Linked DNA regions of Mus musculus: region 2 is linked to region 1. A link is a loop called in an ENCODE intact Hi-C map of the cell type or tissue named here. Cell type or tissue: gastrocnemius. All regions are shown on one strand. Each heading gives the region's core, and the rest is flanking DNA. Links, peaks and the distances in the headings are about the cores only. Region 1 holds the start of Itpk1 (inositol 1,3,4-triphosphate 5/6 kinase). Region 2 overlaps Itpk1 (inositol 1,3,4-triphosphate 5/6 kinase).

What was found. Hi-C counts contacts between places; a loop is a spot of excess contacts. Peaks named below come from ENCODE experiments on the same cell type or tissue, not always from the same donor. Only the 100,000 strongest peaks of a DNase experiment are listed, where the experiment ranks them.
Region 2: a loop joins it to region 1, with 1.9 times the contacts of the local background. A loop is called at or near these places in 4 of 42 quality-filtered maps.

The regions. Positions count from the first base shown.
Region 1 is chr12:102,693,170-102,709,131 of GRCm38, forward strand. Itpk1 (inositol 1,3,4-triphosphate 5/6 kinase) reads right to left here and starts at 11,700. Exons shown (of 10, transcript NM_172584.3): 1 at 11,553-11,700. The coding sequence starts at 11,647. It overlaps Gm40559 (a long non-coding RNA gene), which reads left to right and starts at 2,672. Exons shown (of 4, transcript XR_003950246.1): 1 at 2,672-2,821; 2 at 2,945-3,061; 3 at 3,707-3,854; 4 at 4,590-4,784. RefSeq lists an enhancer at 4,458-5,603. In gastrocnemius, for the core only: CTCF peaks have their summits at 9,529 (motif pointing right) and 10,052 (motif pointing right); DNase peaks (open chromatin) are centred at 9,512, 10,046, 10,469, 11,054 and 1 more place; H3K4me3 peaks cover 2,304 bases; H3K27ac peaks cover 2,240 bases.
Region 2 is chr12:102,614,826-102,630,787 of GRCm38, forward strand. Itpk1 (inositol 1,3,4-triphosphate 5/6 kinase) reads right to left here. Exons shown (of 10, transcript NM_172584.3): 3 at 8,475-8,600. Among named protein-coding and RNA genes, the nearest start is that of Mir1936, 62 kb to the right of the region's middle. In gastrocnemius, for the core only: no CTCF peak of the experiment used is centred there; DNase peaks (open chromatin) are centred at 9,194 and 11,067; H3K27ac peaks cover 1,631 bases.

The sequences.
Region 1 (15,962 bases), core at 6,571-11,570:
ACATCCCAAAAGACTGTCTCAGGTGAAGGGATGCCTACTCAATCCTCCCTGCCCAGGTGAGCCCCCAAAAACCAAAGATCTTAGCAAGGCCAAATGAAAGACCACTAGATCGGAGCAAGGGGGTACGGCTCACCCTGGGCCCATCAACAAAAGTACCTCACCCACCGGGCATGGCCAGGAACAGAATAGACCCTGACTCGGCTGGCACTGCTCAGGTCAAAGGAGGAACACCTGAGGTCCCCAGAGCTGTAAAGGAGAACACCCACTGCAAGGCCTGCCCCTCTGAGCTCCCCCCTGCAAAGACCTCTTTGTACGTGGCTCAGAGGTTCTAAACCAGGGTTCCATGTACCCCTACATGTCACCCTGCAGAACACGGTGTGACTCAGGTGACTGAGGGCAGCTCCTTCGAGGGCTAGCCTCTGGCCTGCAAGACAAAGGGGGGAAGCCTATGGTGCTGAACACCTGGGATGCACAGGTACCAAGAACAAGTCCAACCAGGGAGGAAGTGAGGGACCCAAGAAGGCAGAAACACATAGAGAAGAGGCCCATGGGGGCTGCAACCCCCTCAATGAGCGAGATCCCCACTGCCCCTGCTCTGACAGCAATCTAGCCAAGAGGCCTCTGGGAATACATGCCTGACCTGTTCCATCTTCCTTTCCTTCCAGGGATACTGAAGCTAAAGCTCCTGGAAACCTTAGGCCAATCAAGAGTAACGACTCACGTGGGGCAATGGTGGCGCATGCCCGCCCAGCACTCGGGAGGCAGAGGCAGGAGGATCTCTGTGAATTTGAAGCCAGTCTGGTCTACAGTTCCAGGACAGCCAAGGCTACACAGAGAAACCCTGTCTCAAAAAACAAAACAGTTAACGGTTCCCACTAGCTGGGCCTGGCAGAGCAGGCCACTAAGATGCCCTGCCCTTACTCACTCACTCATCTGAACAGAGAGGTGAAGTCTGTGTCCCAAAGTCACACAGTCAGAAAGATATCCCTTGGCCAACCTTCTGAGACCCAGAAACTGCCCCGGAAAGAAATATTCCCAAGAGACTGCCAAATTTGGGTGATCTTTGTAAACAGTTTCCCAAACCTTCTAAGGATCTAGTTTCAGCAGATAAGATCCCAGAAGGCCCACGATTAACACTTAACAGAGAGTGGATCCCACGGCCTTATACTCAAGAGCTCAGGGCATGATTGGTAAAGACACTAGGATCTCCCCAGAGCCAGAGTTTAGACAGAGCGTTTTACAAACAGGGCGGCCACCGGCACCACAACAGCTATACTGTTGGTAGGGCTCCTTGGCAGACCCAGCATCTGACCAAAATGGCTCTTAGTGAATCAGTACCTGTCACCCTCTGGCAAGCAACGCACAGCCAAGAATGTGGGCTACTACGGAGTCACCAATCGTGACATTCAAAACAGCATGAAAGTCCAGAAAGGGATCTTTCTGAGCCTCACTTTCCACAGAGATACTGAAAGCAATGGACAGCACTGCAAACATCCAGCTGCAAGGCTGTAAGCAAACCAAAGCTCTGTGAGGGACCGCTGTTCTGTTCCAGGAGGCCCAGCTCCCATGGCTTTCAAAGAGCGATCTCCTGACCATGGCTCTACCACCCTGTGAGGGAACCACGCGCCACCAGCTGAGGCACCTTCAGATTTCCAATTGCCAGAAGCTACCTGCTGTGGGCCTCTCTCTACCCACCCCCACAGTTTCAGCCTTCCCTGAGGCATTAAAGGGACTGGCTACCCAAGCCTCCTTGAACACAGGCTACGTGGGGATGAATGTGGTTCAAGATGAGGAACATGGTACATGAAGAACAACTTCTGTTTCCACACCAAACCACTAGGCAGGCTTGCTTCAGGATGGAGGAAACAGGCCCGGGAGATCCCATGACGAATATCAGGACCCCTTTAAGCTGTGCGGTCAGTCGGGTCAGGCTCAAGTCTGAGCTCCCCACCCCCACCGCCCACCCCCACCTGCCAGCTCTATAACTAGGGCTAACTATTCCATTCGTCAAAGCCTCCTTTACCTCCCCAGGAGACAGTTAGTATAGGACAATGAAGAAATTCCATCCAGCCTATATAAAGAAGATCTGATCCCAGGGTCCTAGGAGGCCCCCAGCTTGGCACACTGTGGCCAAACAGTGGCCCTAAAAGGACTCACTCAAGCTGCTCTGGCCCCAGGGGTGGCTGGCACGCAGCAGACCGTGGGGACCTATCTGATGAGCATGTAAAGGAGTAAGTGGGTTTGTTTTAAAAAAGAAAGACACTGGGCCCACCCAGAGGGAGGGAGTGGCCTGGGAACCTCACTAGGACAAATGACCCATTTTATTTGTCCCCATGTCCCCTCACCTCAGGAGCCCAGGCCTGGCAGCTCGGTGGAAACACGAGTGAAATGGAGAAACGAAAGTGGAACTACTTACTGGGCAAGAGGTCTCTGACCCCTGACTCCTGACCCCGCTTGCCATCCTCAGCCCTTCTAGAAAACAGAGGACAGCAACCTCACCCTCCCTCCCCCACCCCCCAAGCCTTCGAGAGAGAAGGCTACCTGTCTGCTGGCCTCTTGCTTTGTCTCACCAGAGGACACTATCTTCCCTTCACGGAGCACCTGCTGCACTTGCCACCACCACCCAACCCCCAGGCAGGCGCAGAGGCAGGGGCGGGAAGAATTGCATGCACAGTCATCAGAGCCAGCTGGCCAAGTCTTGAGCTCCGAGCTCAATGCCATCTCCACCGCCCACCACCCTCTGGGACCGCAAATGCACAGTGAGGATGCTCAGCTTACAACCCCTTGGTTTTCTCCTGGGTACCGAGGAGGAGGATGGATAGTACGTTTAAGACAAGGTGACCCGGCGGGGTGGGAGAAATGTGGTTTTTCAAGAGTCAACCGGCCCCCAAAGGGGGAATCCTGACTCTCTCTGAATCTAAATTCTCTCATCTGGCAAACACAGATGCACCACCCACCTGGGAGAGTGGGTTTCCCATCTGCAATCATGCCAGGTCTGTAGAGGATCCTAGCAGCTTCTGAGATCCACTGCGGGCTACACATACAAGGGAGGAGAGAGGAGGTAAGACCTTAAGAGGCTTGGCAGCCACATGAACAGGCCATCCCAGCCATCCCAGCCATCCCAGCCATCCCAGCCATCCCAGCGTGGGCCTAGGAGCACAGGGAACACCACACAGTCAGCTGGTGAGAAGCCCGGAAGCTACAGAGGAAAACATCTTGGGGCTGTGTCTTCACCTCTCCCTCAAGCCTGGAGCCTCCTCCGATATCTGGTACTGCGTGTAGCCAGGCCAGGGCCCAGAAATGTCCTCTTCCAGCCTCACCAGAACACTCCAAGGCAAACCAGCAGCCAGAGGCAAGAAATCTTAAAAGGTGTAGAAAACACATTTTCCAGAAAGTGGCAACCTGCCTGGTGGCCCTGCCCTCCCTCTCTCCCGCGGGCTGGGCTCCAACAAGGCATCGGACAACCTCTGGCTCACGGTAAACCTAGTGTGAGCTCCTAGGCGTCAGGGTCTCCCAGCCAAAGACTGTGTGGGCCGACCACCTGCCTGGGAATGTTTGCTTCCAAAGTGCCTATCTGAAAGGGCCCCACCCAAGAAGCAGGGGCCTGCCCAGCCTTGGCTTAGCCTACTTAACCCAGGGCTGCCTGCATGTGAGAGTTTTGTTATGACGCCCAGTAACACAGCAAATGACACTTTGTATCTTTCAGAAGAATCCCCAGGACATTCGGCGAGATTCCCCAAGCCTGCTTTCCTGGAAAAGCTTCACCTTCTGGGATGGCTGGGTGAAGATGAAGATAGATGCGTGTCTGGCCAAGAGCCCAGGTCTTTCGCTGGGACGCAAGCTGACACGCACAGGTCAGTAGCGAACTAATGACTACCCAAAAAAGCACAAGCATCAATTGGGTTTTCTACCAACCCCAGGCTCCGGGCAGGGACAGCTGGCCCGGAGCACACTCATGTCACCTGCCCTGGGTCCACAGTTCCTGACTTCCTGAACACAGAGGCAGAACTGAGCCAGGCAAGGGGGGAGCATGCCTCCTCCTGTCCTTGGCCCCCAGAGCATGGCGGATGAACCAGAGTTCCTTTGGCTGGTAGGAAGGCCACATGGCCATCCACATGGCCTCCATCACACTTCCAAGGAACAGGCTCTGGATGTGGACACCCACCTGCAATTATACCCAAAGCTGCCTGCCCCTTCCTAGACGGCTACCTTCAGTGAAGTGGAACTCGGGGCTGTGACGGAGGCTCTGCACTCCCACGCAGGGGACTCTGCCCACTCTGTGGGTCCTTCAGCATTTCCAGGGAGTGCTCAACCCCTCTCAGTAAATAAATACCACCTCCCCCGAGAGACCTCTGTCCAGAGCTCTGAGCAGCCTCAGCTACACCAGCACAACCCTCTCCAGGTTTCGAGCAACCAGGCTCCTTGCACCTTGCAGTGTGCGTGATGTGCAGGCCTACTGGTTCACCTTCCCTTTCACAGGCACTAGCAGAGAAAGAACAGAACCCAGCACTGGGGACTGGGCAGATGCTGAGGCATTGAACGAGGCAAAGCTAAGACTTATCCCTTCCTCCTTCCTCCTTCCACCTCAGGTGCTTCTCCCCTGACCCAGAGGACTTCAGGGTCACGAGGAACTTTGGCTGAGCCAGAGATGAACAGAGGCTTCTGAAAGCACCAGGCAGCTCCTTGACCCTACCACATATGCTTTCGAGTACCTATGTCTGTTGTGTGTTGTAGGTATCTACACTCCAAATCTCTCCCGTCAAGGAGCCCATTTTTTAAAGAGAGAGGACGCAAAGCAGAATAACAAAGAAAAGACAAGCCTAGCAGTGTGTGTGTGTGTGTGTTGGGGGGGGGGTGTCTCAGAACATCACTGAGAAGCTCTTGGGGGAAGGCCTTTGGCCTGTGTATCCTGATTCACCCTCCAGGGACCACTGGTGACTTAGCAGAGTCCATTAGGTGTGCCCTGGGACACTCTGAGCAGTTTACAGGGTGGGGCACCCAGCATGCACAGGCTTGGAGGGGGAGGTGCTGAGGCAGGAGTCTTGTAGGGGTTCCCTCCTGGGAGTGATTCTCAAATCCTCACATATCTGGAGACAGATCCACCCTAGTGAACCTTAAAAACAGGTGGTGGGAGGGCACAGTGGGGTGGGGGAGGGGACATCACAGGCTTCGGCTTGGCACCATAAGGGGCCCAGACACCAGCCTGTGAGGCCCTGCTGGGGAGATGCAGGCCACAAAGGCTGCTTTCTGAGAAGGCTCAGAGCAGGCAAGACAAAGCCCCAGACAGATTCAAATAGCCCAATGGGAATGGCCAGACCTGCTCCAATACAATCATGCCCTCACTCACAGCTCCCAGAAAGGGCCTGTTCCCTGGGAGACTTTAGTTCCAGCTGTTAGGAGGGGGCTCAGACCTTAGATCAGGATCTACTGTGTGACCTCATACCAGCCTCTTCACCCAGGAGGTCTTGGTTTCACTCTCCCATACCTTCCCCAAAGCTGGCTCTCCAGGAGCCCTGGAGGGGGAAGGCTGCGGTAAACCCAGTTCAAGCAGAAAGGAAGACCCTTGAAACATAGGCCTTCTGGTGAAGGGCCTGCTTTCTAAATCCAATATTACTTTTGAAAAGGGTGTGCCTAAGCGTTCTCTCAGAAGCTAGTTTACCAAAGTGAACAAAAACAAAGGTTCTCCTTATATCCTACCAGTCAGAGACCACATCTCAAAGTCTCCACTGAGTGCCCGAAACCTGCTAATTCACTGAGAGGAACAACTAGGGGAGCCTGGGATGCTTGATGATTAGGAATGGAGCCAGCAGGGTCATGGGCCCAGCCGTGTCTGGTACCTGCAGAACCCCCTCAGTCTCACTATGCTGAAAAGAAATGCAAACCAGGGCATTCCTTCTCACCCCCCACCCCCCATCTGGCCAGTGCCTAGCACTGTGTGCTGAACATGTGGGTTGTAGCTCCTGCCACCCTGTCACCCTCTGAAACTGCAACAGTAAAACTGTTTCAGAACTGCCAGGAAAAAGAATGTCTGTGACCTCTGACCTGTCAATATACATCCAGGCAAGGGATGGGGCACCCACTGTCAAACTGTCTAGAAGGTAACCTCAGAAGAAGAAAAAGTCTCCATCCTTTCAAGAGCTGAACCACACTGCATATACACAGACAGACAGACAGACACACACACACACACATACAATGATGCAGAAGCCCCAAAGGAAGCAGCAATGTGGAATTTCCCCAAGATATACAACCCCATGCATAAAGTGCCACTGTAAGAGCAGGGACAGGCTGCAGGCTCCCCCTTGGTCACATCAACGCCCATGGAGACAGCCTGCTGAGTTCCCTGAGCAGCTGAGCTCAGGGCCAAGAAGGGACAAGCTGGCTTTTCATTATGTGCTTTGGGCCCTCTGAATTTTGCATCATGTGCCTGTATTTTAAGAGGGGTGTGGGGAGGGGGGTCTTGGTGGTGCACACCTTAGATCTCAGCACTTAGAAGCAGAGACAGACAGGTCTCTGTAAGTTAGAGGCCAGCCTGAACTACAAAGCAAATTCTAAGTCAGACAGGGCTACATAACCCAGGATGGCTCTGAACACTGTGTAGCCAACCTTGAACCTCTGGCCATCCTGCCTCCACCTCGAGACCGCTGCAGTTGTGGGAGTGTGCACCACCACACCCAGGTTTTATGTGGTGCAGATCAGCCCCAGGTGCTGGCTCATGCACGCTAGGTAAGCATTCTACCGGCTGAGCTTCATCTCAAGCCCGAAATATGTGAAAAGGGGGGAAATCAGGAATGTTAGCTAACAATAGTAATGAGATTATTAATGAAGACAGCATTTTCACAAAGCACAGAATGAATGAATTCTTCAGAATGACCTAACCAAAAAAACAAAAACAAAACACGAGACTACCTCCTTGCATTCATAATTCCTTCAGATTCTCCAGCTAGGGGGCTCCAGCAGCCCATCAAAGACAAGGGTTGTAAGAGCCAGATGTAGGTGGTAAAGTACAACAGCCACCAGGCAGGGTGGGCTGACCTGAGGTTCAGTTCCACTAGCCCCACCTCTTAGCAAGAGAGTCAGTTAGCAATGATCACAGACCGTACCCGCAAAAACTTAGTCCAAGGTCACTAAATCTACAAAGCCAAATGGGCATCACATGGATGGTCAGTTGTGAACCCAGCCTTGGAAACCTAGGCAGTTTTTAACCAAAGACATCTATCTACCCCCACAGCAGGTCTAGTCTGTACCCAAGAGCTGGAGAAAGAGATTTATTTGCAAGGCTGGGTTACATTTTTCATGGGCTGCTGTAAATTGAACCTGACTCAGGATGCCTCTCTCTATCACAGCTCTGAGGTCATAGCAAAGCCAGCTACTAAAATACACAGAAAAATGCCGGGCTACAGACCAGCACCATTCAATCCTGGTAACGAGCCTCTTCTCTCCCCCTGCAGAATCGCCTAGAATTGCAGCCCAGAATACGAAGCTATTTCAGCAGAAAGCAGCCTCCAGATGGCTTTGTTTTAAAGGATAAAATAGGGTCGGGGGTGTAGCTTAGCGGCACTTGCCTATCACGCACAGGTTTGATTCTCTAGCGTAAACACAAACGAAGAAGACTGCCGGGTGCGCTTGGGAATACCTAGAAACCCAACACGAGGGAAGAGGCCAGGGCAGAAGGAACAAAAGTTCAAGGCTAGCCTAGGCTACATAGTGAGACTCTGTCTCAAATCATGGGGGTGGGGTGAGGTGGGAATATACAGTCCTGGGGAAGAGACAGGCCCAGAAGCATTCTCCAAAACCAGGTTATTGCAGGCACCAAATTCCAAGCGCCACGAACCAGCACTACACTGTACTTCAATCTACTGCCTAATACCAGCCCCAGACTCCAGACAGCGCTCGGTGCGCCTGAGTATCAACAAAGTCCTGGGTCCCTTCTGAAACCTGTATAAACAGGGGTCCTGGCAGGTTAGGACACAGAGATAACTTGGTCCGAGATGTCTCTGTGAGCCCATTTCCCCAAAAGCTGAGGTAGACCAGATGGCCTCCAGGTTTCTCAAGCACAAGAGCCCCCTAGATATGCGGCTGCAGGAGCCTCCACAATGATTCATCTTAGCCTATCAAGGACACTGGACAAACACGGAGGCAGCTTTCTCCAGTAAAGACTCGGGCCCAGCTCACATAAGCCTTCCAACTGATGCCAGAGTCCCTCACAGGTAGGTCCCAAGCCTTGGTTTCCCCATTTCTATTAGAGAGCTTGTATGAGACGAGACACATTAAAATCTACAGTGGAAAGCTGGGTGTGGTGGCTTACATTTTTAATCCTATCACTCACTGGGGGCTGAGGCAGGAAGGTCTTCGGGTGTTTGAGGCCAGAATGGGCTAGAGAGTGAAAATGTCTCAAAGTAAACAAAAATTACAGAAGACAGGCAAGGCTCCCCATCACCTTGCACCAAAGGGTCTTCCACCTACAACGCAGCTTCCTAGAAACAGAGGGGAAGGAGAGGAGATGGAGGAGAGGTTTAACCACCAAAGAAGGAAACGCAGGCCAGCCAGCTACCCTCAGCTGAGCACTCCCCAAGGCCCAACCTCCCGTTTCTCCACTTCCCCTGGGAACCTTGACTGCCCATCTTAAAAAAGCCACATCAGGAGGGATGAGGGAGCTTCCAGGTCACTTCTAGCTAGGGGCAGAGGCAGGTTCGAAGGGTAAAGGAACTTAGCCAGAACATATTCCTGTACTTGGGAGGAGACACCAAGGAGGGGTGGGAATAAACAAGGCCTCTGGAAACAGGTTAGTTCAAAGCCCATCGGCTGGCTAGCCAGAGGCCCCATGCTATCAGGGCACATATTTAAAAGGTTGGCTTTTGTACCTGCCTATGATAGGTAGGGCACCTGCCAGGAATTGGCTCCAACTGCCTATGGAAGGGCCCTGCGCACTCTCCTCAGAAAAAAAACAGAACCTGGTACACTGCAGAGGGCATAGCTTGACCTCAAAAAGGAAAGCATCCCTAGAGACAATTAGCAACAGCTGGACATTAGCAAGGGTAAGAGTGACTGAAAGGGGAGGTCAAGGTCTCAGGGATGGACTGGGAGCTCTTAATGGAAAGGAGACATATGGACCATGCTCTCTCTGGCACCCGCGACCCCACCCCCACCCCCGGTCTGTAAATCCAGTGAGATGAATCCCTGCGAAAGGATTTTTACAAGGCCCGACCATCAGCTAAACCACTCATCCCAGGGCAGTTGAGCAGTCCTCATGGATGCACATTTGGAGCACAGTTCAAGTCATTTCCCAACATCCCTGGCCCTTTTTGTCAGGAAATTCACAGACAATTCACCATCCATCAATACACGAGCACTGCACCCCCAGCTTCTGAATGTCAAGAACAGGACGACGCCCATTCACAGGGTCTCCGGGGCCACTTAGACCACTCCAGCATTCACAATAAACAAAACACAGTGGAGGGGGGTGGGGGGAGGGGTCACTATCTCAACAGTTGTTTAGTTAACAATGTGGCCACCAGGGGGCTCTGTCCTGAAAGTGAAGAAGCAACAGAAAAACTCTTTCTGGTGTTTTCTTTTCCTTCTTAAGCTTCAGCTACAAAGCATCGAAAGCTATACTAATAAAAACGCACAGTAGGATTCCTGAGCTGCTGGAACGGCCCAGAGACTTTCTGCCATCCCTCCGAAGCCAACACTTGGGCAAAGGAAGGCAAGTAGACCTTGAATTCAGCCACCCTTCCTGAGAAATGAATGCTCAATAAGATTTCCGCACCCCGGGTTCCCTGAGACCCCCACCCCCACCCCGCGCCTCTTTAAAGGAGGGAGGGCCCACAGGAAGGGCAAGCCAACCGGCAGGTCTGGGAGTCGGTCCTCAACCCTTAAGTCTCTGCTAGGAGTCTTCTGCTACAGCCTGCTAATTACAGAATAAAGCACACCAGGCCAAGGACAAGCCTCGGGTATAGATAAAGGGTGACACAAACCCAGATTGCTATCAATAACAAGGATGCAAGGGATGAACTGGGGTTTCCCAAGAATTATTTGACAGCAGGGGGAGCTGTGGTCCCCTCAAGTCAGAACTGGACTTCCAGAACACGACAGAGGGGCTTCTCCAAATTTTTCTGCTGTCTAGGGCAACCTTTTCAGTGTGTTTATTTATGGTACAAACGTCCAACTGTCCTTTAAAAAAAAAAAAGTTCCATAAGCCCTGGGCTTTTCCAAAGCTCTGGCTCGAGTTCCTCTTGATTTTCTTGTGAATTCTGGGCTGCACTGAACGCCCTGCCGACCGTGAAAAGCCTGCTTTCTCCTAAGAGGCCTGTCTGGGAGACTCAGCCAAACCCACAAGGGAACTATAAGGGGCGCAGAACCAGGGCCCCCTTATAAATAGGCATTATCCCATCCAGTTGTGGTCAAGGAGGGCCTGTAAGGCTTGCCTGGGGCAGAGAAGCAGCAGGCTCTTGGACAGCCATGAGGGGCAAGGCAGTGCTGCCAGGGCGGCCTCTATGTGCCAGCTCAGACTGCTAACTAACCCCTGTGCACCAAGGGATAATGGAAGCCCAACTGTTCAATTCTCCAAAATTCGGGGCACCCACCAGGGATGGAACTACAAGTGAAGTCCATTTTCAAAAGTCAAATCTACTAAGTGAAAAGACTACCTAACAAAAGGTTTCCACCCGGAGTTTGCAAAAGGCTTCGGGGATGGGGTGTGGGGGCTGGATTCTCTTAGGCTTTCATTGAGAAGCTGTAACCAATAGCTCTGCGGAGAGGCAAGGCACACCTGACTCTAGGAACCCAGCACTTCTGTAATGTATTAAGAGCAAGCTCCATCAAAGCCCTCGGTCTCTGCCACTGAAGCACCAGCGCAGGGAGAACGAGGTGCTCAGCCGGAATGGCAGAAGACAATTCTACCCTACGTGGGTCCACCCATCACTTTCTATGCTCTGCCACTCCTTGGCCCTGGGACTACAAGGCAGGTACCCCACCTCTCTGCTGGTAGGTGTCCCTCTTCTAAGACACGTGGCCCAGAATCACCATCCTGGCTAATTTGCGAGGCTGCTGCGAGGCTCTAATGAGACAGCAAATCACCACAGACAAGCCAAGTATCGCTACTCATTTCAACTGGGCTTAAGCCGGCTGATATGCAATGACAGCTTCAGGAGCCGTGCACACGCGAGGCACGTAGTAGGCTCCACACAAACGCCGGTATCCTGCTCTACTAAGGGGAAGAAGAGGGAGGAAGAAAAACACACCAGTCCAAAAGTACCCTCTAACCCCTGACTGCTGGCGTGGACTCCCCGATTTCCCGGGTCCCACCACCCTGGACGGCCAGGGATCTCCCGGCACGACCCCAGTGCACCTGAGAGCCGCGGTCCGAACCCAACGCCCACAGCGGCCACGCTCCCCTCGGACACAGCCCGCGGCCCCCCGCGGCCACCTTGCTGCTCCGAACCAGCCCTCAGCGCGCGCCGCTCCTTCCCGGGTCGCCGTCGTCTGCCCCGCGCCCGCCGAGGGTAACCAGGCTCGGGCCGCGGGGGTCCCCAAGCCGCGTCCCTCCTCACCTGCACAGCTCCGCGAAGGCCTGGAAATTGAGCTTCTTGACTTTCTTCTCGCTCAGCCAGTAGCCAACTCTCTTCCCTTTCAGGAAGGTCTGCATCTTCTTCCTCCTCGGCCCGGGAGCCTGGGTCCGGAGGAAATTGCCCACAGGCCGAGCGTGTGGGGCCGGCGCGCGCCGCGAGCGTGCGGGCACCTCCTCCGGCGGCGGCGGCGGGGACGCGGAGCGGGCTTCAGCGCGCGGTCCTACCGGGCGGGGCGGCGGGCGGGGCGGGCCGGGGCGGGGCGGCGGCTGGGGGGCGGAGGCTCAGCGCGCCGCGCCACTGGCTGGGCCCCGCGGGTGGGCGCGCCCCGCCGCCGCCCCGCCCCCTCCGCCCCGCGGGGCTCGCCCGCGCAGGGACGTGCGCCCCGCAGCACCGTGCGCCGCTCGAGGACTCTAGGGATCCCGGGCCGCCGCCCGAGACCGCACCCGAGCCTCGAGCCCGAGCTGGAGCACGCCCTCCCGCGGCGAGGGTTCGCCCGCGCGTGCCTCTCGGACGCGCGGGGACCCCCTCGGGGAGCGCGCCGCCGTGTCCCCCGCCCTTCCTGCCCCAGCGCCCGCGCACACGCCACGCACACGCGGGGCCTGGGGCAGAGCTCCCGGAGGAGGAAGCGCCGGTTACCGCCAGGGGGCGCCAATGAGTCTTAAAGGCGCCGCCGCTAGTGGCGGGGTGCTGGATGGTGGCCAGGGCAGAGTGGGGTGAGGGAGTCGTGGTGTGGGCGCCTTGTGTCTATCTTGGAGGGCGGCCAAACCACTGGGCTTCGTTGCTCCTTGGCAGCACAGCGGGGATTGCCCCCAGAGGCAATTCGTTGCAATTGTCCTGTACTATCTCCACAACTGCCCCAGGTTCACACTCTGGGGTCCCTTTCAGCGGAGGGAGAGAAGCAGCCAGAGTGCACATAGCATCTTCAGGAGAGCCTTTTCTTTGCTAGGTGAAGGGACGTAGCTCGGCGTCTGACTTAGTGCTTTGGATCCTCTGAGCCACCTGCTCTACCCCGGCCTATGGGACAGTACTTAGCATTCCAGCCATCTCCAGCCTATGCTTTAGGCATTGGGAGGAGAAATTGGAGGCTCTCCCCAGACACAGACAGGGAAAAAAAAATGGGTTCCCGTGTGTAAAGAAAGACATTTTATCTGGCTTTGGAAATAAAGACAATTTTTGAAGATCTGAGATGAGAAAAGGCTTGAAGAAATGAAAGCTGTTAGTAAAGTGACAGAAACGGGCCTTGACCAGACTTGAGGAGTTACACCAAGTCCCTTTTTCCGGCTTAGATCCTGACCTTGGGCAGTGTCCTTGGTCCCCCTTGGTTCAGTTTTAGCAAGAAACCTCCTGAGTCAGAAAAGTTCGCCATCCCTGGTATCAGATCACTGCGGCCTGTCTGCAGTAAGAATGCTGTCAAGTGGGGCTGCTGAGATGGCTCAGCTGGTAAGGGTACTTGTGGCCAAACCTGACAACGAGAGTTCTATTCTCCACAGCGTAGATGGAGAGAACTAAGTCCATGTTTTCCTTTGACTGACACTCATGCTGTGGCATATACACACACAAATAAATAAATGTAAATAATAATAATAATCCTGTCAAGTAAATTGAGCCAGAATCCCAGGAGCCCTGGTGGTTTTGCTCAGAAATTCTCCACCCACAGATGTTCCACTCTGCTCCTTGGCAGTGACTTCCCATCTTTCCTTGTTGCCAGAGTGGAGCTCAGTTGCTCCCCTACTGTGGAGCCTGGGTGCTTCTTTAAATAAGATCTAGTGAGTTTAATTTTTCTTTAATTGGAGAAAAGGATGGAAGAGGATTAGAGAACCCACATGGCTCTGGAAAGCAGGGACTTTGTATCCTGGACCATGGAAGCCAGAAGACAAAGTGTAACTGCACCCATTCAGCTCTGTGCCTGAGGAAGATCGCTTCTGTGGAACATCATGGCCAACCTAGAACTGAGAGAAGAAATGGGGACCGGAAGTCCAAGAAGGTGAAAAGAAAGGGGTTAGGGAGCAGACGATGGCCAGTGCCTCACTGCTGAAGTCAACAGTAGAAATTCCCACACCCTGGCACAGGCTGTGGGTTTCTCTGGAGTTGTGTGTCTGGGTGGTTCAGGATCCCTGCTGGAGTTCCTTCCTTCCTTCCACACAAGCAGGGAACCCAGGGTGTGGCGGGGTAGTGCCGGCCTTGTAGTCCCAAGATGAGTAAGGCAGAGACATACAAACCATTGAGTCCTGGAGCATGTGATGAGAGCCATGTGAGTCCTGCCTCTGAGTGACTTGAGACTATGACATTGAAAGACAAGTAGGAGTTTGGGGTTAGGGGCACCTGTCTAGATGAAAGCTGAGAGAGTTCAGAGGGTGAAAGGGCAGGAAGGGTAGACTATGAGCCAAGGAGAAGAGCGGGATAACCAAAGGGATGTGGGGGGAAGACTAGGGGGCTGGCTGGTGACTGAGACAAGTTATTCTGTTGCTTTCATCTGTAAATTGGGCAGGAAATGCTCCACCTGGAGTTTCCCAGAGGACGGAACACGCTAGTCAGGACCTCGCCTTCAGGGCAAGTGAGTTCAAGGTCCGAGAAGTTCCGGGGCTCACCGAAAATCCTTCAAGACCCAGCCTCAGGGCTTGTTGTATTCTGATCACTTTGGAACGGAAGTGATCAAGGACCCACTGACTGCTGGGTAACTTAGCAAGTCCCTACCTAGCCTTTAGTGCCTTGGATCCTCTGTTCTAACTGAAGAGAAGGTTGTGTTTGTGCAAAAGCACTTCAGGATACAGAAGACTGATGGTTGTGCTGTCTAAAAATGTGCTTAAAAAAAAAAAAGACCCCTAGTCTATCTCTTCTCAGCCTCCTCCACCCTCCATGTGGGAAAGAGGATGTTGGGCTAGAAGCACAGAGATAAAGATTTGAACAGGTACCTGAGGTAGACACCATAAGGAGGTGATATTTGAACAAAAGTTCAGCAAGGGGAGTGGGCATGTCACACAGATACCTGACTGAGGTGAGGCTGAGGAACAGCAAGAACTTGGGTCTGATGTCAGCAAGGGGCAGTGAAGAGGTAGGCTGGAACAGAAAGAGCTGAGGAGAATATGGCGGGGGTTGGGGGGTGCCAAATCACAGAGGGCACCTCTTAATGTAAAGGAAGTCTCATGATTGACAACGGGACCTTGCCTGGTTTTACTCAGATCACCTGGCTACTGTCTTGAGACCCTGTCAGGGAAGCAAGAATAGGGGAGAGAGAAAAACAGGAGGTTCCTGCGGCAACCCAGGCCAGTGATGACTATGGTGAAGCTGGGAAGGTAGTGAGGCACGACCAGGCTCAGGGAAGAGCTGGAAGTGAAAGCCAGTGGTGTCGGCTATGAGCAGTACGTGCAACTGCAAACGAAAGAGAAGGCATACGTGTTCTGGATCCCGGCCTGAATGACTGCAGAATGGAGTCACCAAGTATGTAAGACAGGGAAACAAAAGGAGGCACCGGTTTGGGGCCTCAAGTCAGGAGTTCTACCAGCTATTCAGTGGAGAGAGCCGGCACGAAAGCCATCCGATGAAAGAGGCTGTAGTTCGGCCCGTGACTCAGGCTGGAGATAACATCGAGACGGGTGGCGTGAGTGTTGAGATGTTACTTGGAGCCACAAGACTGGATGAGATCACCTAGGGTGTAAGAGCAAGCAGAGGAAAGGTCAAGGATGGAGCCGAGGCACGGTTCAGAGGCCAAGAGGAACGGAGGAACCAGCAAAGCAATGAAGAAATAAAAGGAGAGCTGAGAGAGAACTGGGTGCAGCCCAGGCAGCCACTGCTGGCAGAAGGGGGCCACCAGCTGGAGAGCAAAGGGACTGAGGGTGACCCTGGAGCTTAGGGCAGGAGGGCTAGTGTGACACTTGGAAGGGCAGGTATCAAAGTATCTCTCAGATATGGGATTTCAAAAAGGAAAAACCTGGGGCTGGAGAGATGGCTCGGTGATTAAGAGTGCTGGCTGCTCTTCCAGAGGACCGAATTTAATTCCCAGGACCCACATGGCAGCTCACAGCTGTCTGTAACTCTAACTCCAGGGTTTCTGACACGCTCACACAGGCATACAGGGAGGCAAAACACCAATGCATGTAAAATAAACATTAAAAAAAAAAAGAAGAAGAAGAAGAAAGAAAAACTTGCCAGGCATGGTGGTGCACACATTTAATCCCAGCCTGGTCTACAAAGCAAATTCTATGATAGCCATGGCTACACTGAGAAACCCTGTCTCTAAAAACCAAAAAGAAAAAAGAAAAGAAAAGAAAACCATCGAGTATAATAGAAAGTCTGAGAGGCTTTCTATAGAAAAATGGAAGAGGGGCTGGTGAGATGGCTCAGTGGGTAAGAGCACCCGACTGCTCTTCTGAAGGTCCAAAGTTCAAATCCCAG
Region 2 (15,962 bases), core at 6,134-11,133, 79 kb before region 1:
ACACACGTGCACATACCCAGGCATATGTGTGAGCTCAGTCCATGAGGCATACACTGTATCTGCCTGGCCTGTCTAACTTATTGTGGTTTCTGCAATGTTTTTTGATTCCTGGTACACAGCAAGTACCCGACTAGTACTTGCTGATTGAATGACGAATGACTCCAGTGGTCCTTGTGATGTCTGGTTACTACAGATCATTGGAGAGGTTCACAAACAGGGTTGGGAAGCAGACCAGAGGCTGGAGTTCATTCAGAAGGTATGGAAGCCTCAGTCTGGGGATGCAGATACCATCCACAGAGACACGGCTTATTCCATAAAGTCAAAGGAAGCTGGGCTTCATAACTACAGCCCCACATGGGTGACACAGATACCAGTCAGCATATAGAATCCCTTCATAAACTAGGAACGCAGAGACAGGCAGGAGCCCACAGGACAAAGTTCTCTAGTGCTGGGAACCCATCCCCAGGCTCGGAAAGCAGACCCTTGGGGCTTCGTCATCCACACTCACAAACAGAACCAGCTTTCGTGACCCCAGGCTCTCAGGGCTGCTGAAACAATACCCTAAGAAGCAGCCCTGGAGCTGGCGAGGTGGTTCAGCAGGTAAGAGCAGGCTTGCACAGAACTTGATCGCAGTTTACAGCAGCCGTGTCTGGAGGCTCACAATTACTAGCAACTCCAACTCCAGGGAATCGAATGTCCATTTTTAGGCTGTGAGCACTGCCCTCACATGCACACACACACACACACACACACACACACACACACAAAGATAAAAATACTACCCTTTTTTTTTTAAAAAGCACAGTAGTGCCTAAGTAGGGTGACATCTCCCAACAACTCTATGGCAGTCTCTGGAGGCATATTTGGTCCTTACAGTAGGGAATGTTTGGGGGTACTGCTGTATTGAGCAGGTATAGACCAAACAGACCACTGAACATCCTGGACAGGTCCCAACTACAAAGAACTACGCAGTTCAAGATGTCAATAGACCAGCAGCTGAGAAACTGAGTAATGGGTACAAATGCTTTCTTTACAACTAGAAAATGTTTCTTGGGGTTGTTTGCTTATTTTGGGGGGTCTCACAGTCTTCCTCCCTCAGTCCCCTAAGTGTTGGGATTACAGGTGTCTGCCACCATGTCTGGCAGAAAACACACTATGAAGCATCTTATTTTGTTTATTCGTTTGACTTGAGACAATCTCATATCACTAAACTTCGAACTCCTGATTCTTCTGCCTCCACCTCACAGGCACTGAGAGTATAGGCGTGTACCAGCACGCTCTGCCAATAAACACATTTCTAAAACTCAGCATGCACCAAACCTTGAGGTAAAACACTACCTGTCACTTGTAAGGACTCTGATACTGGGCAGTGGAATGGCAGGGCTTGGGTTTTCTATCCACAGTGGGGATAGGAGGAGTGCCTTCTGCCAGACAAAGGCATTAAATTGAGTTCCTCCTTCAGCAGAAAGAGCAGTGCCCAGTCCCTACGACCTAAATAAACAATGGGAGGTATGACGGTCTCCATGGGGGGACTGGCCTTCTGGCTGAGATTTGCAGTCATCCTGAGGTTGACCACATGGCCGCCCTGTACTGAGTCTGCTGTTCTGGGACTGGGATATAAGCAGCGTTGAGTCCCTTGGCTTCTGTTAGCCTGTGTTTCATCAGCACATGGCACCAGCTGGGTCAGAAGCAATCCAAGGTACTGAACTCTTCCTAGGTGACCCTGAGTTACTGACCCTCCAGCCAGCTGAGGGAAAGGGAAGTAGCTAAAGGCACCATTAGCTACTGTCCAAAGGAGCCCCTCATGCACATATGACAAGAATATACGTGATAGCCACAGTCCTGCCTCTTTCTAAATGATCCTCGGGAGGTGGCAGCTTCCTTAGGCCTGAAAAATTCGTAACTCATTCTGTTATCTCAAGGATTGAGATAAGGAACAGCTAGTAAGAGATGGGCAGGATCCAGGCAGGGTGTCCACATGGTACGTGACTAGACAAAGACAGCCTCTGTCATCCATCTGCTGTGACAATAGAAAATCTTTTCTGGGTCCCATGTTCTAGCTCTGACCCCAGAGGCCCACATGCAAACCAACAGAAGCTCACTTTAGACTGTTACACAACTTCTTGTGGGTTTAGATGTTGGCTTCCTAACTGGGTTAGAAGGTCAAGAACAAGGAAACCTTTGTCCCCTTGCCTTCTCCTCCATCCTCCGGCACAGCATAGACCCTCCACTAGGGGCTGCTCAGTGCTGGAGGCTGCCACATTGAACTCCACACTTGTGCTATTGCATCCGTACTTGAGAGGGAAGGGTGGATGGGGCTATGGCTTGGGAGGTGCCAGCCACACTTAGGAACTAGTGAGGGGCGATCCCAAGGTGACTGTTAAGTATCATCTAAAACGTCCCTCGTATGGCAGGCACAGTGACTGGAACCAACATGGGCTAACTGGTGAGGAGCAGAGCCAGGAATAACAGCCAAGTCCCTCTGGCTACTGCCTCTCCCTGACCCTGCCTTTTAGGCAGAGTCACATTTCCATGGCCCCCTCACAGGCGTGCCTCGACTCAGGGACACTTTCATAATTGCTGCCTCATTGGCTCCAATTACAATTGAGAACTTATAAACTGGCTATGGCCACAGATAAAGCTGGGAGCAAAGTGCTGCTGTCACTGTAGTGACAGTTTTATTAGAAGCATAGCGAGTGCCCCACTGGTGCCACAGGGTCTGCATGTACTACCATATACCTGACAACACGGAGGAAAACGGTCAGTGTTTACACCTACACATACACAGACACACACACACAGACACAGACACACACACACAGACACCTACATACACATATCCACACACACACCTACACACACACACAGACACACCCCTACACATATCCACACACCTACATACACAGAGACACAGACACACACAGACACCTAAATACAGAGACACAGACACACACCTACACATACACCTACATACACAGAGACACACACACACAGACACACACACACAGAGACACAGACACACACACACACCTACACACACACAGACACACACACACAGACACACCCCTACACATATCCACACACCTACAGACACACACACACAGACACACACACATACCTACACACATAGAGAGACACACACAGAGACACAGACACACACACAGAGTTCTCATTCCATGCCAGGCACTGCTCCAAGCACATATGCATATATTAATTTAAAAAAATGCTCACAAAAACCTTGTAGGCTATTTTAATTTTTAAAGGGAAACAAGAGTCCTGGAGTGAGCTCAGTCCCTTCCCTGCAGGGCGAACCTACTGAGAACCGGCATGAGATTTCCCACCTTCTCATCCCCTTGCCTTAACCATGAGGAACTGTGCCAGCACCTGAAGGTCCTGAAGACCCAAGAGAGCCTCAGCCAGCTAGCAGGAAGAGCCTTGAACACCACGCTCTCCGCCAGCCACCAGAGGTTGCCAAGTCTATCGTACAGAAGCAAGCTGCACTCCCTGCCTGAGCCCAGACCCACAGGGTGGGTCTCCTGCCTCAGGGCTCCCACAGGGTGACTGAACAGCTCGCTGTTGGTACCCGATGGAGAACTAAGGAACCAATAAATGGGGTCGGGGCGGGAATTCCCTGCTGTATCCTTGGGATGATGTAACAAGTAGTGTTTTATCCTGTCCTGGCAGCTGAGAAGGGAAACACAAATACAGCACACTTGGGGCTGAGCATGGAGGCCTCTTTGGTCCAGATGTCCAAGCTCTAGTGATTACCTGCTTAAAGATCACCTTGCACTGGCAAAAAAAAATCCTGAGCGCCCCACCCCCCCAATCAATTAACCTGACCTTATGACCATTCGTCTTACTCCCTAATCTCTCTGCATGAGAAAGTCCAAGCTCCAGAGACTGGCTCCCAAACTCCCTGAGCTCTGGCCCTGCCACGCCGCTCTGCAGCCTGCTGGCTCCAGGGCACATTCCCTCGTACATGTCAGGCAGCAGCCCCTGCCCCCTAAATCTCCTGGCTTTCTTCTTCCCTGCTCCTAGTCACCCAGAGCTGTGTACTCCACCCATCCCTGGCCCACAGGGCCCACCCAGCCCCAAACCAGACACTCCCTCCCCACAGTTCTATTGACAAACACAGAGGCATATTCAAAATATGCCAGGTGTGGAGGGCAGCAGTAGGGACAAAGATCCTGGAAGCAGGTGGCCCCGGAGAGACAACAACAACTGACAATGAATTATGAACTTCCAAGTGGTGGAAAGTAAAGGCCAAGATGGGGAAGGCCTGGAACAGGAACTGCATCTACTATCGGGATAGAGCATCCTCACGAAGGTGACCTTGCCTACACAGACCGATTGCACAAAGGGTGGGCAAGAGTCAGGCTTGAGTGGCTTCTGTGGAGGGCTAGTGTGGGAAGGAAGAGGTAGAAGGAACAGCACAAGGCTGCCCTTAAAGAAGGTATCCAGAGCCAGGAGTAGTAGAGCATGCCTTTAAGCCCAGCACTGGGAGGCAAACATGGATGGATCTCTGTGAGTTAGAGGCTAGCCTCATCTACATAGTGAGTTCCAGGACAGCCAGGATTAGGTAAAGACACACTGTCTTGAAAAGGCAAAAAGGCAGACAGACAAACAGACAGACAGACAGACAGACAGACAACTGACAGACTGACCAAGAACCCTGAGAAGAGAGAGAGAGAGAAAGAGAGACAGAGGGGGGGGGAAGGAGAGAGAGAGAGAGAGGGAGAGGGAGAGAGAGAGAGAGAGAGAGCGCAAACACATGGTGGCATATATTTATAATCTCAGTGTTAGAGAGGAGGAGACAGACAGGTCCCAAGAGCTTGTTAGTCAGCCTGGCCTACTAAGTTCAAGGCCAAAGAGAGACCCTGTCTCAAACAAATCAAGCAAAACCCCCACACTCCTGATGTACCCACAAACTCATATGTGAATGCATGCACACACTCACAAATAATGAGAAAACCCATCACTTTGGATTCATGCCTCCTTCCTGTCTTTCTTCAGGGACCACCCATGGAAGAGCTGCCTACTTGCTGGGTTACAACAGGCATGCTCCATTTGGGGAGTCTCGGGAGCCCCAGGGCCACCAGTCTAACCCTTGCAGTCAGACTAGACAGGTGGCACTAAAGTGACAGAGAAGGTTGTTACTGCTCACTAGAGGAAGTCACTGAGAAGCCAAGAGGCTCCAGGGTTCCTGTATACCAGCCACACCCATCCCCAATGGCCCAGGAGGCAGGGCCCTCCCCGGGGGAACCTTTGCCCATGTCTGTGCACTGATAACTAAGTCTCAGGCAGTGGGCAAAGGCGCCAGACTGCTGGCTGCATGACCCTTGGAGCAGAAAACCCTGAATCATCCCAGCGAGCCCTCATTGTGAGGTTAATCCAAAGGGAAAACTGAACGGGCGTGGTCTCCATGACAACCGGCTCAAATGAACTGCAGTACGCACCAGGCCCACACCCTCCCACCTGCCTACCTGGACACAAGGAAGAAGCTGGTCTTGGTTCCGAAGCTCCCTTCCTTGAGGACCAGAGGCTCATAAGAACATCTCCAAAGGTCACCGTTTTCTACATATGATCCTAAAATCTGGGGACCCGAGTAAGATGGGGTCCTTTTGGAAGAGTCCTTTCTGAGGCAGAGCCCCTTCACTTTGATCTACTGCACAAAACACTTAAGGTGCAGGGAAGATCTCTCTGTATAACAGGTCCTGGGCTCTGCTTCTTGCTCCTGTAGTCACCATGCCTGATCATAGCATCTCTGTTCCTCCTGGGTCCCAAGCCAAGCCAATGCCTTCTTGTTACTGTCCAATACAGAAAACTGAACAAGAGTTTGAAAACGAAGGCCATAGCATGGTCAAGTTCAAGGGTCAGTTCCTGGATCTATGTGGCCTGGCTCTGAACTTGCATCTCCCAAGGAGAGATGATCAGGTCAGTGCTGATAGTCCCTACTGTCTTGCCCCGAGGGACCTAATCCCTAGCCTTCGTCCATGGGTCGTGTAACCCCAGCAATGTAAATCTGTTATCAGTAAGTTGACTCTTCTAGAGCTAGAGAGATGGTTTCACGGTTAAGAACACTGGCTGTTCATCCCAGCACATATAGAGACTCACAGCTATTTATAACTCCAGTTCCGTGGAATACAAAGCCTTCTTCTGGCTTACATGGACACTAAGCACACATGTGGTACACAGACATGCATGCAGACAAAGCAGCTATGGACATAATGATCATAATAACATAACTATATTATACACTACTGGGGTTACACGGCCCATGGATTTGGAGGCGGCTCTCATGCGCCTTCCCTCTCACCTGAGTCTGAAGAAGCGGCAGGGCACTGAAGGGGGACAGCAGGACCTAACGCCAGTTCCAGTGTCACTTGACTACTTTCTGACAGCCGGCTTGAGAGAGCTACCTATGGTGTTTGAATGAGAGACGTGCCCTGTGGTTTCAGGCATGGGAACACTTGGTTCCCAGTTGGTGTTACTGGAGGAAGGTTTAGGTGATGCAGCCTGGATGGAGGAAGTGTGCTGCTGTGGGCAGGCTCTGAGAAGGAAGTGCCTCACCTACTTCCAGTTCATTCTCTGCTTCACACTTGAGGTTGAGAATGTGAGCTCTCAACTTCCTACTCCTTCTGCCGGGCTGCCACTGTCTGCTAATGTCTCCCTAGCTCTACCGACTCTGCCTCTGGAACTGTCAGCTAGAATAAACTCTTCTACAAGTCATCTTGGTCATAGTGTTTTTATCACAGCAATAGAAAAGTAATGAGGAACAAGAGTGAGTGACTGGCTCCTGCTGGAGTCCTCACCCTTACCCCGGCCTGGCTTTCCCCCCAGAGGGAGCTTAGCAGGGTCCCTGCAAGGCATCAGCACCATCCTCTGTGGGACTGGCAGACATTCTACACAAATCCCCAGGCTCTGCTCTCTCCCCAGAGAACAACCACTCTCTGAAGAGCTGCAGACATAGGAGTTAGACACTTGGGGGTCCCCTAAAGGACAGGAGACATGATGGTGGCTGCTTCACTGAGTGTCCACTGTACCTACAGGATGGTGGTGAAGGCATTCGGTCACTTGGTCACTGAGAGACGGTGTAAGAGCCACACAGGGAAGGAGCAGAGAGGGCTCTCTGAGAAAGTCAATATTAAGCCCTGGCCCTGCCACACCCTGCACACCTCTGAGCCTTAGTTTCCTGGTTATAAAACAAAGCTGATGAGACCTGCCCTGCGGGATGTAGATACGGAACAGGCTCAAGCTGGCTGCTTTTCAGGCCAGGGAGTAGGGGCCAGTCAGGCCAAACCTTCTAGCCTTGTCTCACTCCTGAGCTGGCCTTGAAGAACTGCCCCAGAGCAGGGATCCAAGGAGTATGCATGGCACATACCAGTAGTGAGCACCCTCTAGGGCTGAGCATGGAAGCTCTTTCCATCACTGCCAGCAGCTCCTCCCTGCGAGCACTCATTTTACAAACAAGAAAACCCCACAAGGTGAGGAGGACCAAGGCCACAGCTTCAGCCTATGAGCAAACGAGAGGGGCTCCATGCAGAGGCCCACAGGGACAATCCCTACCTCATTTTGGACACCCTAGACAGCATACAGGAGGCACGGAGTAGGTAGGACAAGCGGTGGGGAAAGAAATTCGAAAGTGAGAGGTCTCCAGGAAGTGGGTGAGAGCCATGAGATGCTAGGGGGTGGGGTGGGGATTGAGGCCACCAACCCTGAACACGTGGCAAGAGGAACACTGTCAGCAGGATGGCTGCTGTGTGACAAGAGTCCCTTTGTCCTAACAGAGGAAAGGATCTCCAGCCTCCAATTACTGCAGATGAAAAGTGCTGGTCCAAGCGCCCTGTGCCTGGGGCGGCCCTGGAACAGCCACTGTTTTAGCTGAGTTTCCGCTGATAATACGACTTTGTTTCATGACTCCTGAGCTCCCTGCCAGAGGAAAGAATCGCATCTGTCCACAAGAGAGGACACACAGGGCGAGCCAGCAGCGATGACAGCAGCAATGGCTACCCCACATGAGAACCCCAAGGTGACAGGCAGGTCAACCAGGGGTCAGAACCTGGAGCTGCTGGGGAAATGGGTGGGAGCAGGGATCCTCCCTCGGGCCTGTGAGAAGTGTCATACACAATATCAAATCAAACAACTGAGAGGCTTTCCCGTCAATGCAGGACATGGTTCAAACGCTTTCAAGAAAGGGACCCTTGACCTGGTGCAACAGCAAGGTCCCATCCTGGGGTCAAGGTGGAGCCACCAGCCAGTGAGCACACCTGCCCTGGAGACACAGAAACTTTATCTGGGCTCATCAACACTTGGACCAGTACTGACATCAAACCTGCGTTACATGCAAGACCTGGCCCATCGCTGAGCACTTGCCCAGGAAATCGCAGCTCGCCCGTGGCAGAGCTGTCTCTACAGAAGCCACCGCTCTAAGCTTACAGCTCTCCTATCCTGGCCCTCCCTCCACCCTTACTCACTTGGAACCTGTGCACCAATTCCAGGGACTGGCTGTCATTCTGGTCTGCCTCGAGGATGACATCGGTCAGCTTGTGGATGATGACGTCCAGGGGGCCCTGCTCCTCAATCGGTCTGCTGAGGTTCAGCTGTAAGGTGAGAACAACACAGGAGAAGAACTTCAGTTCCTGAGTCCACATCTGGGACCCCTGAGCCTCGGCAGTACCCCAAGAGATGGGACAGACAGAGTAAGAGCCCAAGGGCCCCACTACTCGTTATTCTTAGTAGCTGAGGAGAGCCCAGACTCCTTGTTAGCATGCAGGTCCCCAAAGGCACACAAGCAGGGACGATGTACACTGGCTGTATGGAGATAGCATTTACTGGACACACCTCATCTGCCCAACCACTGAGACCAGAGCTCAGAGAGATTAAGAAAAATGACCAGTCACCCAGTCAGAGCTCCATCTAAGCAGATATTCTTCCCCTGATACTCTGAAGCCATGGCAAAGTGGTGTTCCTGGCAAGTCTAGGAGTCGCTTCCCTGACAACCTGGGCACTTGGATTCCACCCTGAAACCAGGGCGTGTCACTGACCCTGGAGGGCTGCCGGAGTACAGGGCTGCATGCCGGGGGTCAGTTGAGTACTTCACACACTGCTCCACAGGGGAATGTGTTTGTTTGGTAAAGAACACAGGGCTGAGAGGATCAAGCCTCGAGGGAGCCAGAGTGGCCGGCTGGTATTCAGCATCACCTGACCCCAAGCCAAAAGCACCTGCCAACAGCCAGGGCACCCTGACACCACGCTTCCTGATGCGCCAGATGTCTGCCGCCAGCACATGGTCATCACCACCTGCCAGGCTAGACTCTTGGAGGCAAGTGGCGCCAGCCCAGTACCTGGCTGACCCCCCACAGAGCCTCAACTAGGTTGGAGAAAGCAACCCCTGACTTACTCCTCACTGTCACGGGCAGCTAGCCTAAGAGGATTCAGGGCTGCCTAGGTCTGTGTCACTTGTGACAAAAGATAGCTACAAACTGTCATTCTGAAGAGACAGTAAGCGAATGACATACATACCTGTCTCCTTTTATTCCCAATCACTATGGGAAAGGAAATCACAAATTAAGCAAGTGAGGGCAGATGCTTTAAAAAAACCTGCCTAGGACGTGGGTGGGAGTTTGGCTTGGATACAAAGTGAGACCTAAGGCAATTGATTTAAACTTCCAACCCACCCTCCATCCTCTGCCCCATGTCCACTCTGTCCCCTGGGTGTCACAATCCCAAAAGTCACAACCATATAGCTGCTGCCCTCCGGCAGAATGGCAGATAGGGGCCATAGCGAAGGTGATATCGAAGGTAGGTCATGACGCTTGATCCCTGTACCTGGTCCTCATGACTCTTTCAGTCCTGGTATTTCTGCACAGCCCATCTCCCAGGACGGCCAGCCATCTATCTCTATGGCTCCATTTACATTCTTGGTTCCCCTGTCCCAGCAGGCCTATGAGTGGTGACAATTCCCCACACTTGTTCATACTGCATACTCTGTCTTGTCAGCCCCTCAGGCCCTGCTCACACCTATTGCACATACATCCTTACTTTAACTCTTCTGATAAGCCTTTGGGAATACGACAGCTCCTTCCTGCTGTCCTTAACCCCACTTTTTATGGTCTGCCAGGAGAGATGTTAAAATGTCACCCCTATTTAAAAGAAAAAAAAAGGACCTCCCAATAAGAAAACATCAAGGGCTATGCTTCCTTCCCATGGTGATGGGCTTGTGTACCAAACAAACCAAATACAGGCAGGACACCAGACTGAGGAGCGGAAGGGATGCGACCCAAGGATCTTTTGTTGTTGTTTAAAATTGTGTCTGGCCGGTCTCGACGTTAAGGAGATTCACCCTGACTCTGCTTCTGGGGTGTCTTCTGAGACCTCACAGCAAGGCTGGGAGATGGGAATGATACTCCTGCCTCCTACGACCAGAACACCAAGAACCGAGGAAGAAAAAAAAGGGCCAGCCATGCTATGTAGCAGGCAGTAGCCTGAGGCCCAGAGGAATGCCACTGTCTGCCCTGCCAAGCCACCAGCTTGTCATAACCCTGGCTTCAGTTTTCCTTGAGGAAACTCAAAGGGCCTCTCTGGCTCTGTGTGGTGATGCCACACTAGATTTTCTTCCAACCCAGACAGGATTTGAAGGCAAGTGAAGAAGGTTACTGTGAGAGGCTGCACCCAAGGACCTACAGCCATGCCTGCTGGTTCTGCCGTGGCAGGTACCACAGACAAAAGGACAGTATTTTCAGACTACGGCAGCTATGAAAAGATGACTGGGTCCCAAGACTGACAGTGGGCACATTCCTTAAGTTCAGACAGAACTACCATGCTGGTCTCCATCTCCAGTCCTCGCTGGGCCAGGTACTGGGGAGGGGCATAGTGTCAGGGCCTAGTTTGAGTACCAGGTAGGGCATGCTTGTGTTCATTATTGTCGTTTTAGGATCCAGAGGTACATCTTGGGCTACTGGAGTTTGCAAGGACAAAAAATCAGGCAGAAAAAGGCCAGGGGTCCCCTGAGGATTGGTGGAGGAGGTGGACATTAGCCTGAGGCCCGTAGACCTGACAACCAGGGGCTGTTTGGAAAATAAGCTCCCTGCGTTCCTGGCTGCTCTACAGAAGGTAAACAGTTGAGTCTGGAAGCCAGCCACCTTCCTCTGTGTACTTTCCAGGCACCCTTATGCCAATAAAGCCCTTTCACAAGAAAAGCAACTCGGGACACACATCAGGCCTGGTGTGGCTCTATTCCACAGTATGGCCACCTCTTGCCACAACATCGAGTCTTCGCTTCTTTCTCCCCCCACCTACTTTTAAAAAAAGATTTATTTATTTTTACATATATGAGTACATTGTAGTTGTACAGATGGTTGTGAGCCATCATGTGGTTGCTGGGAATTGAACTTAGGACCTTAGGAAGAACAGTCAGTGCTCTTAACTGTTGAGCCATCTCACCAGCTCCCCTTCCCACTTTTTTTGAGACAGGCTTTTTCTACACAGCCCTGGCTGTCGTGGACCACTTTATGTAGAACAGGATGGCCTTGAACTCACAAAAGATCTGCCTGTCTGTGCCTCTAGACTCACTATACCCGGCTATTTTTTCTTCTCTGTAGATCAAGCTGCCCTTGAACTTGCAGCCACCCTCCTGATTCTCCCTTCTGGGTGTTGGGGTCACAGGTGTGAGCCACTATTGCACTTTTGAGTTGTATAAACGAGCCTTTCTGCTTTTCTTCAAGTGACCAGAGTAGCCACCATCATTCTCCAGGGACGATGACTCGAAAGCACCCCAGAGAAGCCCTAGTCTCTCCTCACTACCTTGGACTTCATCTGAGGCTTCAAGATGGGCGTGAAGGGCTCCTGGAACCAGAACACCACAGAAGGAACACTGCAATGGTGGGGCCCTTAGGAGACAGTGCATCACAGATGCGGGGATTGTATGGAAGGGATGGCACAGTCAAAGCTCTGTCTCCTAGATAGGGTGAGGACAGGACTCAGGGTAAAGACTCCATGTGAGCTCACCCTTCCTTTTCTCTGACCACTCAGCTCCCAGAACATCCCCAGAGACTGCTTGCTCTCCCCCTTGGGAGGGGCGTGGACTGTCCTTCTCAGGGAGTGTTAAGAGCATGTCACTGAAAGGCCTGACCATTGAGGTCAGGAATCCATACTTGCTCTACTTCCAGGTCTGGCTGTCCGGCAAGGCCAGCACTGGACACGGTTCTCCATGCAGCACACAGAGAGAACAAAGAGCCACTGTTCCCCTCGCAGACAAAGGCACTGAGGCTCCTGAGCGGGGCAGGCAAGGCTGAGAGGATATGGAACAAAGTTGGCAAATCCCAGTGGCCCACGAGTCACCCCGATTTCCAAAACAACAGTAATTAGCATAATCATGCCCTACCTGGTAACCAAGCTATGCCCAGACACTATGTCCTCACCCCAATGCCAGCACCTGGAACCAGGCAGAGATGTAAGCAAGGCCAGGAAACCCATTTAACTCCATTATTTCTGGGTAGCCAAGGTCATCTAACTGTACTGTGCCTCAGTTTCCCCATTCATAAGATGAGGCTACTGTTAACTCTTCCACATACCCCTCAGGGCAAGTTTCCTAACTCTTTTTTTTTAAGGTTTTATTTAAGTATATGAGTATACTGTCATGTCTTCCAGTACACCAGAAGAGGGCATCAGATCCCATTACAGATAGATGGTTGTGAGCCACCATGTGGTTGCTGGGAATTGAACTCAGGACCTCTGGAAGAGCAGCCAGTGCTCTTAACTGCTGAGCCATCTCTCCAGCTCCCAAGTTTCCTAACTCTTGACATTTCTCAACTCACCTTGTAACAAACCGGAAGAATGCATAGGTCCCTCATCTCACCTGTACCCACAAGACTACCCCCACCCCCAGACTTCCTGTTGCTTCTTCAGGGCAACTCTCCCCTATCACCATGCTGCAGATTGCTGTCAGTTGGGCCCCTTAGGGTTCTTCACTGCAACGTATGTCCCCAGCACAGAGTCACGGAGATTCAAGGTTGCTAAGATAAACCTATGGCTTCCGAGATGGTAGGGTGTACCTGACTTCAGAGTTCAAAAGCTACAACTGAGGCTGCAGCGGGAATTAGCCAAGTGGGAGGACTGGCTTTTGTGGCTACCACCTTCTTAAGGCTTCAACTGCCGAAAGAAACCTCACCGTTCTGCAACACACCCAGCCGCAGCATACCTGCTCAGACCCTGCTCATTATATGCAAGGATTCAAGCCCCTCAGAGGAACAGGGTGGTCAAAGAATACAGTGTATGCCAGTTCAAGGGACACAAGCACGGTGTCACACTCCCGTTGATGGTACTTTGTGGAGGAGCATGGTGCATCCAATAAACGCCAGCTGTTAGACCTCCCTCTCCTTGCTGTTCATATTGTGACCAACGTGAAGCCCCCACTCCTCTGGTAGTAGCATATCACAAGAACGCAGCATGGGCCAGGCTTGAATTCTGCAGAGCCTGGGTACTAGCACTGGCTCACACTGACATCCTCAAAGAATGTGCAGCCACACCTCGGTTCTCTGCGGTTGGTAATGACAACTGCCACCCACACGGTGCTTACCAGAAGCTACACCCTGTACTCCTAATGAGCACTGACAACACGGGGTGCAGATGAAGACACAGAACCACACAGGGGTTCAGTGACGTGAACACAGAGTTTCACAGTATGGGAACCCAGGTTTCTCTCCTGCTGACACTAGACTTCTGTTCACACCAAAGGGTGCCCACGGTTTCTTCCCCTTCCTCCCTGCATGTGGCCCCGGAGTGGTGTTTTCAGCTGTGACTTCAAATGGGACCCACTACATCAAAAGTTTTGCCTTAGCCAAGGCTGAGTAGGACAAATGGCCCAGATCAAAGACCTGATGTATATCTCTAGGCTCCATTAGAGTCCTGGGATCTGGCTAAAGAACCAGTCTACTACACAGAACTAAGTCTCTCAGTCGGGGCCTCTCAAGGACCCCAAAAGGCAGCGGCGACAGGGTATCTGTGTGGTCTGCTTCCCAAAGCAGAATGATGGAGGACACAGAAGCTTCCTGAATAAGCACCTTACACCCAAAGGAATGTCACAAGTCCCATAGTCAGGAGTTTGAGTCTGGCCACTCAAACCTGTAAACTACACCAAGGGAGATACCCAGATGGCCTCTGCCCCAGATCAAAGAGGGAGGCTGGTGCCTTTATTCCCTGACCCGGTTCCCCAGTTCTCCAGTGACTAGGGCAATGGTAAGCAGCAGCAATCCAATTAAGGCAGAAAAGTAGACAACATGTTTACTCCACAGACAGTGGCAATGCCCTGTGGCACCAACATTTGGGGGACTTCAAGCCTTCTGCAGGTACATGGCCAGACCAAGCTTGTTAGAGTGTACTAACGGCTTTACATGTCTCTCTCTCATACACACACTTTATGGCATGCACACACACACATTATAACCATACATGCTCGCACAAACGTGTCATCTTGTAGGAGAGACTGTGGCCCAGACAATAATAGGTGGATCCTCATCTTGGCCACAAATGCTCAGTTATGCAAACTTCTTAACCACTATTTAAACCTGACCTTCAGGTCAGGATCCTGGGGATGGACTTTGGATGGAGGCAGGTGTGGTCACCAGGTCTCTTTCCTTTTCTTCTCCATGTGGGCACAAAAATTAAATCTTTCTCTACTTTTCACTATTACTTGTCTGTCTAATCGGTAGTGGGTGGCCAAACATAGATTGTTAGGAAAGTGTCTTAGTTAGGGTTTTACTGCTGTGAACAGACACCATGACCAAGGCAAGTCTTATAAAAACAACATTTAATTGGGGCTGGCTTACAGGTTCAGAGGTTCTGTCCATTATCAAGGTGGGAGCATGGCAGCTGACATCTCCAATAAACAAGGGTGTACCACTCCAACTAGGCTTCACCAATAGCCTCTCATAGGCTCTCTTCATGGTGTGAAAGCTCAAATTCTTTGCATGACCCCTTCAGTCCTGGGCCATCAACTACAGCTGAGGCTACACCTTCTCCAATGGTCTTCCATGACCTCTCACACCTGCATGCCTTCAAAACCAGTACCACCTGGGTGACTCTTACACATTACCAAGTCCAGCCGCAGCACAAGGTACAACCTTGGCTATCTCTGGAACACAGCTTCTTTGTGCTCCCAGAAAACAATTCCCAGATTTCAACCCAGTGATGCTGGTCTCTTCTTAATCATTGCTAATTTCTTAGCTCCAACTAACCAGCATCAATTGTCCCAGTAGTTCCTTCCATTCTTAACTCTAGAGCCAGAGCCACATGGCTGAAGCTGCTGAGTTTTGCTGCTTACAGGAACTAGAACATGACCCCCTTGTACTATTACATTATCACTGGCTTTATATGTTTTCTAAATCCTCCACTGCCTAAGCTTGGCTATCCTGGTTCTTGCTCTGTAGATGGATCTTGAATGCAGAGATCAGCATGCCTGTCTCCTGGTTAAAGGTGTGTACCACCATGCCTGGATCTAAATTTAGCTGGGTAGGCTCTTGCCCCAAGGTCCCACTCCCTTAATACAACATTTAATTGGCAGTATCCAGGCAGAGCTGAGAGTTCTACATCTTCATCCAAAGGTTGCTAGTGGAAGACTGACTTCCAGGCGACTAGGGTGAGGATTTTTTTTTTTTTTTTTGGTTTTTCGAGACAGGGTTTCTCTATAGCCCTGGCTGTCCTGGAACTCACTTTGTAGACCAGGCTGGCCTCGAACTCAAAAATCCACCTGCCTCTGCCTCCTGAGTGCTGGGACTAAAGGCGTGCGCGACCACGCCCCGCTTAGGGTGAGGATCTTAAGCCCACACCCACAGTGTCACACCTGCTCCAACCTGGTCACACCTACTTGAACAAGGCCACACCTCCAAATGGTGCCACTCCCTGGCCCAAGAATACACAAGCCATCACAGGAAGCTAGAGTCCAGCCGCTGATCCCGATACCTTCA